3 separate regions of the Homo sapiens genome follow, and regions 1 and 2 are each linked to region 3. A link is a contact called in ENCODE Hi-C or POLR2A ChIA-PET data. All regions are on one chromosome and are shown on one strand. Each heading gives the region's core, a stretch centred on a gene start or an enhancer-like site at or near the end of the contact. The rest is flanking DNA. Distances are from core to core; before and after follow the strand shown. Region 1 holds the start of ZSCAN16-AS1 (ZSCAN16 antisense RNA 1). Region 2 has its middle 3.5 kb from the start of TRL-CAA2-1. Region 3 has its middle 2.8 kb from the start of TRA-CGC1-1.

Region 1 (4,491 bases), core at 938-3,437, 1.6 Mb before region 3:
TTAGAATGGTTGATAATATCGCCAATTTCTAAGTTATTCAGGCTTGAGAGGCTTCCTTAGTTTACTCAATGAAACATGGAGATAAAGGAGAAATTATCAGAGCCAGATTTCTCCTTTGAAGTGTTACTTTTCTCCATTAATATAACCACCATCCTCAGTTCTAATTACTTCACACCTATGTGACTGCAACAGCCTTGAGATAGCCTTCCTAACTATACAAGACGTGGTCCTTAAATATCATTATCATTCTTCCAATCACTGACCCTGAGTGGTTCCTTATCTCTAAGTAAAATTTAAACTTCTATGCTTGCCTTTTATTTTTTGTATTTTTAAAAATAAATGAAACATGATAAAGATTAATATTATATAAAATTCTTAAAAGCTGACATCTCCACCCTCAAATAGTATTTACCTAGAATGTTGGGAGATAATTCTTTAATGGCTTCTCAAATTACTCCTAGTCTTATGGTAGATTTTTCTTTGAGGTTAGGTTTTCAAGGATGTTTGTATCTCCTTCTAGATCACAGTTGTTTCCTGACCAGGATAATAAAGATAATGGCTCATTCTGGGGCAAGGCTGAGCAAAGGTTGGGCTTCCTAAGCTTGGCATTCCTCTGCTAGGTTGCAAACCCACTGTTCCATCCTAGCAGGGGAATGCCAAGCTTAGGCCCCTCTGTGGGCTTTGGGAACATAAGCTTTGGGAACAAGGGAATATAAAGCTTATGATGCCTGTGTTATTAAGTAATAAAGTCTTCTGTCTCTGACGCAGGAGTCCAGTGTCTTCTGTTAGTATCCATAAAACTGTGGCAAGTTAAATTGTTAGCTTGCAAGTAGGGTAAAAGTTTCACAATTTTCAATATGGGGTAATCACTGTTAAGTTTGGAGTGCATCCTTTTCTTGTACAAATACCCCACAAATTATATCTATATAAACAAATTTTTTCAACAAAAATGGAATATATATTGTTCTGACACTCCTTTTGTCATTTGAACGGTTGAAAGGTATTCCTCAATAGCATATGTCATATGTAATTCTTCCGCCATTGATTTACATTGATAAACAAGTGTTTTCCTTTTTTTCTACCACTAGCGTCCTGTCTGCCTTTTATTGCCTTCCAGAATGACCTTCTCCCTATCCCATACCCCTGGTCATAATTCCCCTGTACCCCCAAGTCAAAGGACTTATCTCATTGCTCACTACTCAATCTAAACACTCGTCTATTATTCTAATAACCCCCTCTCAAGACTTTATTATTCGATTTTGCACTGATCACATTCTGTCTTATATTACTTGCTATGTTGCATTTGCTGTCAATAGATTAAAGCTTCCATAGTTGAGGTGTCGGTTCTGAGATCTCCTTCCCAGTTGCAGTAAGTGGCAGCCCTTGAAATATGCAGATGTGCCATACATTTCTGACAGGAAGAGTGGTTTGCCTTTTTTTGTCAAGTAGCTAATCAATCTGATTCATCCTCTCCCTGCAATTCTAGTCTTATTCAATAATTCCTTCTGCTTAGGTAGGTCCTCATTCACCCATGTACTTATCAAGCACCCACCATGTGACAGATGCCAAGTGAGGTGAAAGTGCTGGGATGAGCACCTCTGTGGATCTCACAATGACCATCCATCTTTTGCATCCTTCTTGGTTTTTCCTTTACCCAAGTCCTGCACTTCACTCTTTACCCGTGCTTCAGAAAAGCGGAAGTTGGTTAATTAATTCCATTTGTCTAACACGGATGAGAGTGACAGCAGACAAGGGGAAAGGCAGGGAAATTCCCTTAGACTGTTCTTACATGCACTCTCACACTTAATAGTCAAAGCCACCCTATGAAATAGACACTACGTTATTAGCCTGAGTTACATAAACGAGTAAACAGAGGCTTGGAGAAGTTAAAAATAAATTGCCCTCAGTCCTAACTGGAGAGTGGTGGAGTCAGAATTTGAATCCAGGTTTAAAGAATTCTAGTGCCGGCACTCTGCACCTATTTCTCTTTGGACACTCATTTCCCCTAAGGATCAGAGAAGCTCAAAGTAGGCCACTTTTCGTCTCCGTAAGTCCGCAAGGTCCTGCGAGATCACAGTGAGCAGGGCACCAGCAAATACAGTCTGCGACCGCGAGACGTAAAGGGAAGAACGCTCCTCGGCACCCCTCCCCAGTCTATCCTAAAGTCAAGAACGTCCGAGCCCGCCTTTCTCCGGGGGCGGGCTGCAATAAAACAGCAAAATCCTCCATTCCCCATCAGCGGTCGATTGGGGGCTCTTTCGAAGCGGCAGCTCTGTAGGACCGCTCTTCTACCCCAAGATCCCTCGGCTTCGGCCCCCTAGGTGCCAGGGTCTGCGGGACCCCACGCTCAAAGCCGCCGGCCGGGGTCGACAACTGCAGAGAGGGTCGGGATAGGAAATTGCGGGTAGCGGCAGATGCGGGTCCCCAGGCATCCCGGAGGTTCCCACAGGTCTGCAGTGGGCCTACTTTGCGAAAAGGGCCCGGCTGCGCCGAGCCTCGTTCAAATCAGATGCCAGACAGTGTTTCTTGGGATCCATCCAAATAGGTCCCTTATTTCTCTTTGTGGGAGCCCTGGGCCTCCTTCCAGGCCGGAACCCAAGTGCTTAGGCAGCCGGGAAAGGCCGGTCCCCTTTTTCAGTTCTCTCGCGACCTCTAGCCACTTCCGGTTGCTAACGGTTCCCAAACAGCCCCCGAAAACGCTACGTGAGCTGGGCCCTGGGCCAGAGGCAGAAAACGGACGGAAGAAAAGGTCTGGCCGGTGAGTGTCAGAGTGAGGGCGAGATTGGGTGGTGTTCTCTGCCGGTGGATAGGCTCGACCGTCCGGTTTGGGATTGGGGTTAGGTATTAGGGAGCGGTTCAAAATTATGCTAATTGTTAAGATTACGAGTATTATTTAAAAAGATACACAACAGCAACAATACAATGAGCCCACGAAGATCAAATGCCAGTTAACTGATTTAAGCAGCTTTGATAGGAAGAAAATGCTGAATTTAATGCTAACAAAAAGATCTAAGTGCGCTGTTAGGGGCTAAGACTTTAACATTATGGGCCAGCCACTGTTCTAAACCCTTCACATTTGGTCACTCATTTAATTCCTACTTTATGAGGTAGATATCATTATAATACTGTTTTACAGATGGGGAACCTGAGGCACAGAGAGAAAAATGTATTAGCCAAGGTCATATAACTAGTAACTGGCAGAACAAAGATTCATACCCAGGCATTCTTCCTTTAAATTCTGTACTCTGGCCTTTCATTGATAACCTGGTTTTATCAGCTTAGGAAATTTGCTATCCAGATGGAAGTATAAGTTTCTACAGAGATATGTTATTGCAGCAGTGTTCTGAATCTCATCGGGTTTGTTGGCAATTTGCCTTTCAACAAAGGGTTTTTTTTTTTTTTTTTGATAAGGGTGGCTTCCACAGAGATTTAAGGAGAACAATAAAAATTTTCATTTTAATAAATAAGCCCCATTTCAACGTCCCTTCTCCTGTATCATTCCTCTGATTCTTCTCTGTCGTTATTTGTTTCTATTAGGTTAAATCATTTTACATTTCTGGTATTTAACCATTTTGACCCACAAAAACAGGGATTTCATTTGTTTAACCTAATACAGAAACATCTTTTCAAGCAGAATTTAGGAATCTACAACAATGAGCAAGATTATATTTTCATCTCCAAAATGTACGTTAAGTCTGTTTGTTTCTCTTTATATCCACTGTGAACCCATGGTCCATGCCACTACCTTCTTTCACTTGGGTTACTACAGTAGCCTCTGGACTGATTTCCTTACTTCTGCTCTTTTCTCATTCTTGCCTCTTTAAGGAGCCAGAATGATCTTTTCTAAACAAACATTGGATTATGTTCCTCCCTTCTAGTAGTTCCCCATCACGTTTAGAATACACATCCTGGCCCCTGTTCACCTCTCTAACCTAATCTTGTGTCACCTTCCCCTTAATCCAGTGCTTTCAACACGTGGCCTTTTTCAGTTCCTGTAACACACCAAATTCATCCCTATTCAGAGACTTTGCATTACCTCTCCCTTTCGTGTGGAATGGTTTTCTGCAGAACTGAAGGTCAGTTCTATCTAATAAATAGGAATATAATGGGATTCACCTATGTAATTTAAAACATTCTTATTAATAGCCATATTAAAAATGTAAAAAGACAGGTGAAATTATCTTTAGTTTAAACCATCATATCCAAAATATTACTATATCAACATCTAATCAATATAAAAATTATTAATGAAATATCCTATATTCCATTTTTTGAAAGCCAGTGTATTTATACTTATTGGACATCTCAATTCACATATTTTCATAAATAATCTATATTGAGATTACATAAAATTTAAAATAAAAAAATAGATTCACATATCCAAATTATTTCAAACATACTTAAAAGTTATCTAGTGAATTATGAGTTTTAAAGTTTAATTAAAATTAAAAATTTAGTTCCTCAGTTGCAGAGCCAAATGTACCTCGTGGC
Region 2 (4,306 bases), core at 704-3,203, 1.1 Mb before region 3:
ACATGATTATGGTGGAGGAAAGTATGCCTAGCTCTCTGCTTTCTGTAGATATCTAAACCCCAAATTTATATCCCACCCCACTCCAGGCCATGCTTGCATGTAAGGGGCAACTTGTACAGAATAGAGAAAAATTGTTAGCCCAAGCAGTCTGTAGTTGGTTCCGACTCCTCACACTTATATCACATAAACAACAAACATATGGAAAGACATGGAAGTTCTAATCATCCTCCAGAAGAACAACAAAGAACTCAAAGTTATCAGTGCATACAGAATGAAAGGTACAGAACAAAAGAATAGAGCAATAAAGTCATGCCCTTGGCTTCATCTTTAGACCATGTTTTGCTGACAATGCCTTGGGTCTGATGTTTTCCTAGAAGACTTTTTTTTTTTTTCCAGCTAATGTGCCGTGGCAGAAGCCTTTTCTTTTCTTCTCTCTTTCTCTCAGCAGAATCAAAGCCTTTTCTTAATTACAGCATTATCTGTCATCTTGACAGGCTGGTAATGAGAAGCAGTTTTATTTTTGAATATCCAACAAGTCCTAAAGTATTCTTTCTTTAGTTTATCTCCCTGCTCTCTTATTTTACTATAGGCAGCTAGAAAAAGCCAGGTGGCATCTTCAATATATTGCCTGGAAATAACCTTAGCTAAATAAGCAAAATCGTTAGGTATATTTTCTACTTTCCACATTTTCTTTCTTTCTTTCTTTTTTTTTTTTTTTTTTTTTGATATGGAGTCTCACTCTGTCACCTAGGCTGGAGTGCAGTGGCTTGATCTCGGCTCACTGCAAGCTTCACCTCCCGGGTTCATGCCATTCTCCTGCCTCAGCCTCCCAAGTAGCGGGGACTACAGGTGCCCGCCACCATGCCAGGCTAATTTTTTTTTGTATTTTTAGTACAGACGGGGTTTCACCATGTTAGCCAGGATGGTCTCGATCTCCTGACCTCGTGATCTGCCCACTTTGACCTCCCAAAGTGCTGGGACTACAGGCGTGAGCCACAGCTCCCAGCCTCTTTCTTTCTTTTTTCTTTTTCTTTCTTTCTTTCTTTCTTTCTTTCTTTCTTTCTTTCTTTCTTTCTTTCTTTCTTTCTTTCTTTTCTTTTTTCTTTCTTTCTTTCTTTCTTTAATTCATTAGGTATATTTTCTACTTTCCACTCTTTCTTTCTTTCAAATTCATTAGGTATATTTTCTACTTTCCACATTTTCTTTCTTTTCTTTTCTTTTTTTGAGACAGAGTTTCACTCTTGTTGCCCAGGCTGGAGTGCAATGGTGTGATCTTGGCTCACTGCAACCTCGCTCCTCACCCCCATCAGGTTCAAGCGATTCTCCTGCCTCAGCCTCCTGAGTAGCTGGGATTACAGGCATGTGACACCACACCCAGCTAATTTTGTATTTTTAGTAGAGACGGGGTTTCACCATGTTAACCAGGCTGGTCTCAAACTCCTGACCTTAGGTGATCCACCCACCTAGGCCTCCAAAAGTGCTGGGATTACAGGTGTGAGCCACCGCGTCCGGCCTACTTTCCACATTTTCACAACAGTGTTGCTAAACTTTCTGTCTCTAGATAACAAAAGTCCGGTTTCTTCCAGCTTCTAGTAACATTTTCCACACTCTCCATTAAGCATCACTGACTTTGGGACTTAGTGACAGGCAGCAGTTGTCTTCAGGTGTTTTTACTCATATTCTCCTCAAGGTCTTTTCAGTTTCCACTTGCTGTCAAGTCCCAAAGTCACATGGTTCAGAATTTATTAATTATGGCAGTATCCCATTTTTAAGTAAGAAAATCTGCATTTGCTTGTACCCATTCAGGATTTATTGCCTCTCAGCTCCAAATTCACCCTTTTTGCCTGCTTCGTGGAAATGAATCTTGAGTCCTTGGTTTTCTTTTGCCAATTGGCATTGAAGCTTTGTCAGTAGAGGGCAGTGGAGAGACATTGCGGAAGAAAGTGAGTTTTGCTTCTTTCTTCCCATGTATTACTTGGCCTGCTGCTTCCCCAGTGCCTAGCTCCTACATCACGCATGCCTTTCCCCTGCATCAGTCTCCTGCAGCACCCAGCAACAACTAATTTTCCCTGGCATCTTCTTTGAGTGTTTTGTAGTAGAGTGCCCTCAGTGAGAGACCTCTCCACGAAGAGCTTTTCAAGAAACCCTTGAAGATTAATTTCCAAAAAATTCCAGAGGACAGATTTCAAGCAAATTCTGCTGGCATAGCACCATGAGCATTTCTCTGCTATTCCGTGAGTCACAGCCATGCTCTCCCCAACAAGGTCTGGATCTTAGCCAGGGGTGGGGTGAGAGGTAGAGGGCACTTCTTTTAGTGCTTTGTTTCAGCCCCAGGTGAGGTCACTTCTATGTTCAAATAACTGTGTAATTTCTCTCTCCTGATTGCACCAAGACTGATACATACCTAACTATTGTTACATAACAAATCATACTAAAATGCAATGGCTTAACTTAAACAACAATTATCATTTATTCTCTCTCACAGATGTGTTGGTCAGGAATGTGAGCAGAAAACAGTGGGGACAGCTTGTCTCTGCTCCATGATTTCTTAGGACTCAACTGGAAGACTATAAGGCTGGTTGCTGAAGGCTGGGCATGGTGGCTCACACTTGTAATCCCAGCACTTTGGGAGGCCAAGGTGGAAGGATCCTTTAAGCCCAGAATTCAAGACCAGCCTGGCCAACATGGCAAAACCCCATCTCTTCAAAAATTTTTTAAAAATTAGCTGGGCATGGTGGTGCATGCCTGTAGTTCCAGCTACTCAGGAGACTAAGGTGGGAGAACTGCTTGAGCCCAGGAGGGTGAGGCTGCACTGAGCCATGTGCATACCATTGCACTCCAGCCTCGGTGACAGAGCAAGACCCTGTCCCAAAAAATGGAGGGAAGCTGGTGGCTAGAAATAATCTGAAGAATCATTCACTCACATGCCTGGCAGTTGCTGCTGGCTATGGACCGGAGGCCTTAATTTTTCTCCATGTGTTCTGCTCCTATGTCCTAGTTTAGGCCTTCTCAGAGCGCCATGACTGAGTTCTGAGGGCAGATGTCTTGAGAGAAAGCTGGTGGAAGCCTCTACCACGTTTTATGACCTAACATTGGAAGTCTTGGTGTATCACTTCCATCATGGTTACAGGCCTATCCAGATTCAAGGGAAGGGAATGTAGACCCCCACCCCTCAAGGAAATGTGTCAAAATTGTATTAAAATAAGACAACGTGTGATGAGATATGTTGGTGTGGCCATCTTTGGAAAATACCGTCTGTCTCAAGTATTTTTTTATGGCTGAACCCTAACCACTCAGAAGCCCCTATCACTTCAGATTCAATTTCTTCCTAACTTGTAAAGAAAGATTAGAGAAAATAAAATAAATATTAAGGAGGTTTTTAGAAAATATACTGCCCAGAAGTTCATGAAACATTGACTATACTGTGCCTCACAAGAAGCAGTGTATAAAAGACAATTGGATTAAGACATATTTCAGTTGCAATTTCAGATTCACATTACATTTTTATATTATTCACTGTCAGGTATCCCAATTTTTTTTTTTTTTTTTTTGACACGAAGTCTCGCTCTTGCTCCCCAGTCTGGAGTGCAATGGCACGATCTTGGCTCACTGCAACCTCCGCCTCCTGGGTTCAAGCGATTCTCCTGTCTCAGCCTCCCGAGTAGCTGGGATTACAGGTGCGTACCACCATGCCCAGCTAATTTTTTGTATTTTTTAAGTAGAGATGGGGATTCACCATGTTGGCCAGGCTGGTCTTGAACTCCTGACCTCAGGTGATCCACCCACCTCGGCCTCCCAAAGTGCTGGGATTACAGGCGTGAGCCACCCCACCCGGTCTATCTCAAATATTTTTAACCTACATTTAGAGGTTTTCATTTCCACAGAAAATGTATACATAGACTTCAACAGGAATAGGGAACTACTAGTGCAAATATTCAACATGTGCATATATTAAAATATATACTGCCAATTTTGCATATGATTGAATTGCACTTAGTATATAGGAAAAGTATAGTTGCATTGAAAAGATTAAAATCTACAAACAGTAATCCAATTTTAAAAAGAGATGTTTCCCGTTTAATTTTAGAGTAACAGATGAGGAAATTACAAATTTAAAAATGATAACTCTCCAGGCCAGGCGCGGTGGCTCACGCCTGTAATCCCAGCACTTTGGGAGGCCGAGGTGGGCGGATCTCTTGAGACCAGCCTGGCCAACGTGGTGAAGCCCCATCTCTACTAAAAATACAAAAATTAGCAGGGCATGGTGGCAGGCGCCTGTAATCCCAGCTACTCGGGAGGCTGAGGC
Region 3 (4,187 bases), core at 889-3,388:
TGTTAGTATGGATTTGTAATATGGTTAGACCTCGGTCTTAAAACGGACCCTCGTTATGGCTGAGCTTCTGTGCTGTTATTAGCAAGAATTTCTAAATTACCAGGTCCTTATTAAAATCGCAGCTGAACCTTCTAAAATCACCTTCTAGGTCAGATACATAGATTAATAAACCAGGGTTGATGCAGTTTGGACATTTTGTATGAAGCTTGGTAGCTCAGTCAGTATGGCCATGGACTTTTAATCTGAGGAACCAGGTTTCAAGTCCCTGTTCAGGTGTCGCTGTATTTCTCCTTTTTTATTTCCATTTCTTCATTTTTAACCCAATACGTACAGTATTCTTTCCTTATCAGCAGGAGATATGTTCCAAGACACACAGTGAATGCCTGAAACCTCGGATAGTACCATAGTATACTATGTTTTTTCGATCTGATAACCAGGATGAATACTAAGTGACTAAGATGTGGGGAGCGCATACCGCGTGGATAGTCTGGACAAAGGGATGATCCTCGGGCGGGTGGGAGATTTCATGACGCTACTGAGAAAGGGGAGTTATTTGAAACTTATGAATTTTTTATTTCTGGAATTTTCATTTAATATTTTTGGACCACGGTTGAAGGGGGTAACTGAGACAGCGGAAGGGAAACTATGGACAAGGCGGGAGAGGTTACTGCAGTTAGAGAGAGGAAGGTTAAGGTCAAGTCACGGGCTGATATCCCCGAATAAATGAAGGACTCTTGAGCTGACCATAGGTCTCATAACCTAGGAGCTGTTTAGAAAATAGATGGGCCTTTTGGAAAGGGAGCCACAGCGCACAAAGCTTTTCATCTGCAATAGGAGTAAAAGTTGCAATAACAATGGCTACAAGTTGTTAAAGGTTAAACTCTTTCTTGAAAAGCAACAAAAATGCACAGGCTCCCTCTTTTCTCTATTAGCGTGCTCCTTTCTGATCCCCTGCTTTCCTGATCCATGGGGTTGCCCAGGTAAACAGACGTGGTTCTTCACCCAGAACTTGGGCCTAGTGGCAGTAGCTTTCATTTTTTTGGTGGTGACCTACAATTTAGTTTAGTTTACATCGTAATTCAGTCATACATATGTAACAGAAACAAAAGTTGCATGAACTATTCCTTACTCTTAACACACACACTGCATTCTGATTATTTCTGATTCTAGTCTATTCTAACTGAAATTTAACATATCTTTCACTTACTAATACAGGTAACAAACCACAATTGAAAGAGAAGTAACTACGACTCTGTCATCAAGAAAAATCACATATTTTTGGCCGGGGGTGGTGGCTCATGCCTGTAATTCCAGCACTTTGGGAGGCCGAGGCGGGCGGATCACCAGGTCAGGAGATCAAGACCATCCTGGCTAATACGGTGAAACCCCGTCTCTACTAAAAATACAAAAACAAAATTGGTGGCGGGCACCTGTAGTCCCAGCTACTCGGGAGGCTGAGGCAGGAGAATGGCGTGAACCCGGGAGGCGGAGCTTGCAGTGAGCAGAGACCACGCCACTGCACTCCAGCCTAGGCGACAGAGGGAGACTCTGTCTAAAAAAAAAGAAAAGAAAAATCACATATTTTTGTATCACAATACAGTTGTTACAAATACCCAAGACAACTGTTTGAAAATTACAGCAGTCATAAGACGGGTCTTGATGTTTAATATTTAATGCATTAATGAGAAGCACACATTACTCTATGAAATTATTTTAATCGTTTGAAAACTGTTTTGTAGTACAATTGGCTTTCTTTAAAATCCTGTGTATTTTTTAAAAGCTTTTAAAAATACAATTTTGAAAAGGGCTCCATGGGCTTCATGCTGGGGCCAGAGGGCTCCCTGGGAGCTAAAAGATGAAGAAGCCGCGGAAATTCGCCATCTGGGAGGAGACCACCGTCGGGTGCCCGCCATCCCCTTCCGCCGGAACTCCACTAAAGAGGACTAGGTGTTAGCGCTGGCGCGGGAGGCCGGAGCAAGGTCTTTAAAGGTCTAAGGTGAAATTCCGGGTGGGAGCTCAGTCAAGCCTCCCCTACCCAACTGGGAATCAGTGCGCCAACCGGAGCACGCCCCCCAGGCGACACCGAGAGGCGCGGAACTCCCAAGCCTAGAGGGCGTCGGAAGTGCATCCCAGAGCGGAGCAGCCAGAGGGGCGGGGCGTCGCGGCGCTGGGGCCGCGCCCTCGGGTATCCAGAGTACGGCTCTTCCAGGCCATGTTGATGACCCAGGGTGGAAGCCATTGGAGAGTTTTGAGAGAAGAAGGAGGTATTTTTTTTTTTTTTTTTTGAGACGGAGTTCTCACTCTATCTCCCAGGCTGGAGTGCAGTGGCACGATCACGGCTCACCGCAACCGAGGGAGGTACATTTTAGCGGGATTTCTGTGAGAGGCATTCGAACCAGAGCGACTCCATTTTGAGTGAGGGCTAGGAAAACGAGGCCGGGACTTTTGCTGGGCTGCATTCCCAGAAAGTCAGGCATTCCTAGCCTCTAGATGTTTATGGTTAAGGGAACAAATTAATAATGTTTACTAAACAGACCCAGACTTGGGAGTGTCTAGATGTCCCCATATCTGGAGAACAAAGGCATTCCAAATTTTGCTTTAAAGATAATAATATCGATTCTTACAAAATATAATAAGAAAATTAATCCTTTATCACAGACCCTTGTAGCAGAGCACATCTCCCCATACTTACAGGTATGTATCTAGGGTGGACACTTTCCTCCGCGTTTCAGGAACACCCTACTCTGTCTATGGAGTAGCTGTACTTTCACTACTTAACTTTCTTAATAAACCTGCTTTTACTTTGCACTGCGGACTCGCCCTGAATTCTTTCTTGCGGGAGAGCCAAGAACCCTCCCTTGGGGTCTGGATCGGGACCCTTTTTCTGTAACACAACAACTATTGAGAAAAGAAGGTAGTGGTGCAAGAACAGATACAGAAAAATAAGTTTCCCTCCCTCTTCTTTCCAACTCTTCCATGCTCAGTGCCTCAGATGTGAGGGTCAGAAATTTGGTTATTAAAAACTCTAGGCCGGGCGTGGTGGCTCACGCCTGTAATCCCAGCACTTTGGGAGGCCGAGGCGGGTGGATCACGAGGTCAGGAGTTCGAGACCAGCCTGGCAAAAATGGTGAAACCCTGTCTCGACTAAAACAAATACAAAAGATTAGCCAGACATGGTGGCAGGCGCCTGTAATTCCAGCCACTCGGCAGGGTGAGACAAGAGAATCACTTGAACCCGGGAGGCGGAGGTTGCAGTGAGCTGAGATCGCGCTAATGCACTCCAGCCTGGGCGACAAGAGTGAAACTCCGTCTCAAAAAAACAAACAAGCAAACAAAAAAACCTCTAGATCACCCAGGCTGATATATGTCTAAATTTATGTTTGTCTAAATGTAAAGTTAAATGAGAACAATACTACTCAGCTCATAGGGTTTTCGAAATAAAATTTTTCATGTAAATCACTGGGCACACAGTTTGGCAACAACACTTAATAATTCTCTTTTATTATAGTCAGAAACCTGATATAATTTGGTTATTCATCTTAATTTTTTGATCCAACAATAATTTATTGAACATCTACTATGCACCTAAGATGACAGCAAGAGGGGTGAAAAAGAATAAAAGTAAACAACTACTATGCACATCTATATGCACTATCCATATTCTCTTAACATCTTCGTAAATGTTATTATTCTTACTGGAAGCCTTTTCCCCACTCCTTGCTTGACCAGCTCCTTTCTGTTTTCATTTTGCTGGTCATATGTCAACATACTCCAGGAAGTCCTCCCTAAGGCACCTTCATGCCCTGGCATCAGGGTTTGGGTCTCTTGCTGTGTTATAACAGAGAGCACACTACTGTATGGTGACCTATCTCTCTATCCCATTCAACTTTTTTTTTTTTTTTTTTTTTTTTTGAGATGGAGTTTCACTCTGTCGCCCAGGCTGGAGTGCAGTGGCGCCATCTCGGCTCTCTGCAACCTCCGCCTCCCCGGTTCAAGCGATTCTCCTGCCTCAGCCTCTTGAGTAGCTGGGACTGCAGGGATGCGCCACCACGCCTGGCTAATATTTTGGTATTTTTAGTAGGAGACAGGGTTTCACTATGTTGGTCAGGCTGGTCTCAAACTCTTGACCTCAAATGATCTGCCCGCCTTGGCCTCCCAAAGTGCTGGGATTACAGGTGTGAGCCACT

The links. Hi-C counts contacts between places; a loop is a spot of excess contacts on that map. ChIA-PET counts read pairs that join two places held with the same protein, here RNA polymerase II (POLR2A). Pooled maps may share reads with other maps.
Region 1: a pooled map shows a loop between it and region 3 (2.2-fold over the local background). The contact joins the promoter of ZSCAN16-AS1 here to the enhancer-like site in region 3. A Hi-C loop is called at or near these places in 3 of 50 pooled maps. POLR2A ChIA-PET finds 5 or more read pairs at or near these places in 2 of 52 experiments (A673 and H1).
Region 2: a map with no recorded cell type shows a loop between it and region 3 (2.7-fold over the local background). The contact joins two enhancer-like sites. A Hi-C loop is called at or near these places in 4 of 37 single-sample maps with no recorded cell type and 4 of 50 pooled maps.

Annotation. Positions count from the first base shown.
Region 1 is chr6:28,135,012-28,139,502 of GRCh38, reverse strand. It overlaps ZSCAN16-AS1 (ZSCAN16 antisense RNA 1), which reads left to right and starts at 2,187. Exons shown (of 2, transcript NR_103456.1): 1 at 2,187-2,758. RefSeq lists an enhancer at 1,827-2,016.
Region 2 is chr6:27,607,083-27,611,388 of GRCh38, reverse strand. No RefSeq gene overlaps it. Among named protein-coding and RNA genes, the nearest start is that of TRL-CAA2-1, 3.5 kb to the right of the region's middle. Within about 2 kb of position 1,953, at least 2 of the 41 ENCODE cell types and tissues checked have a DNase peak (open chromatin) inside an H3K27ac peak, as active enhancers do.
Region 3 is chr6:26,548,567-26,552,753 of GRCh38, reverse strand. No RefSeq gene overlaps it. Among named protein-coding and RNA genes, the nearest start is that of TRA-CGC1-1, 2.8 kb to the left of the region's middle. RefSeq lists enhancers at 1,836-1,885, 1,870-2,404, 2,664-3,618. Within about 2 kb of position 2,138, at least 11 of the 41 ENCODE cell types and tissues checked have a DNase peak (open chromatin) inside an H3K27ac peak, as active enhancers do.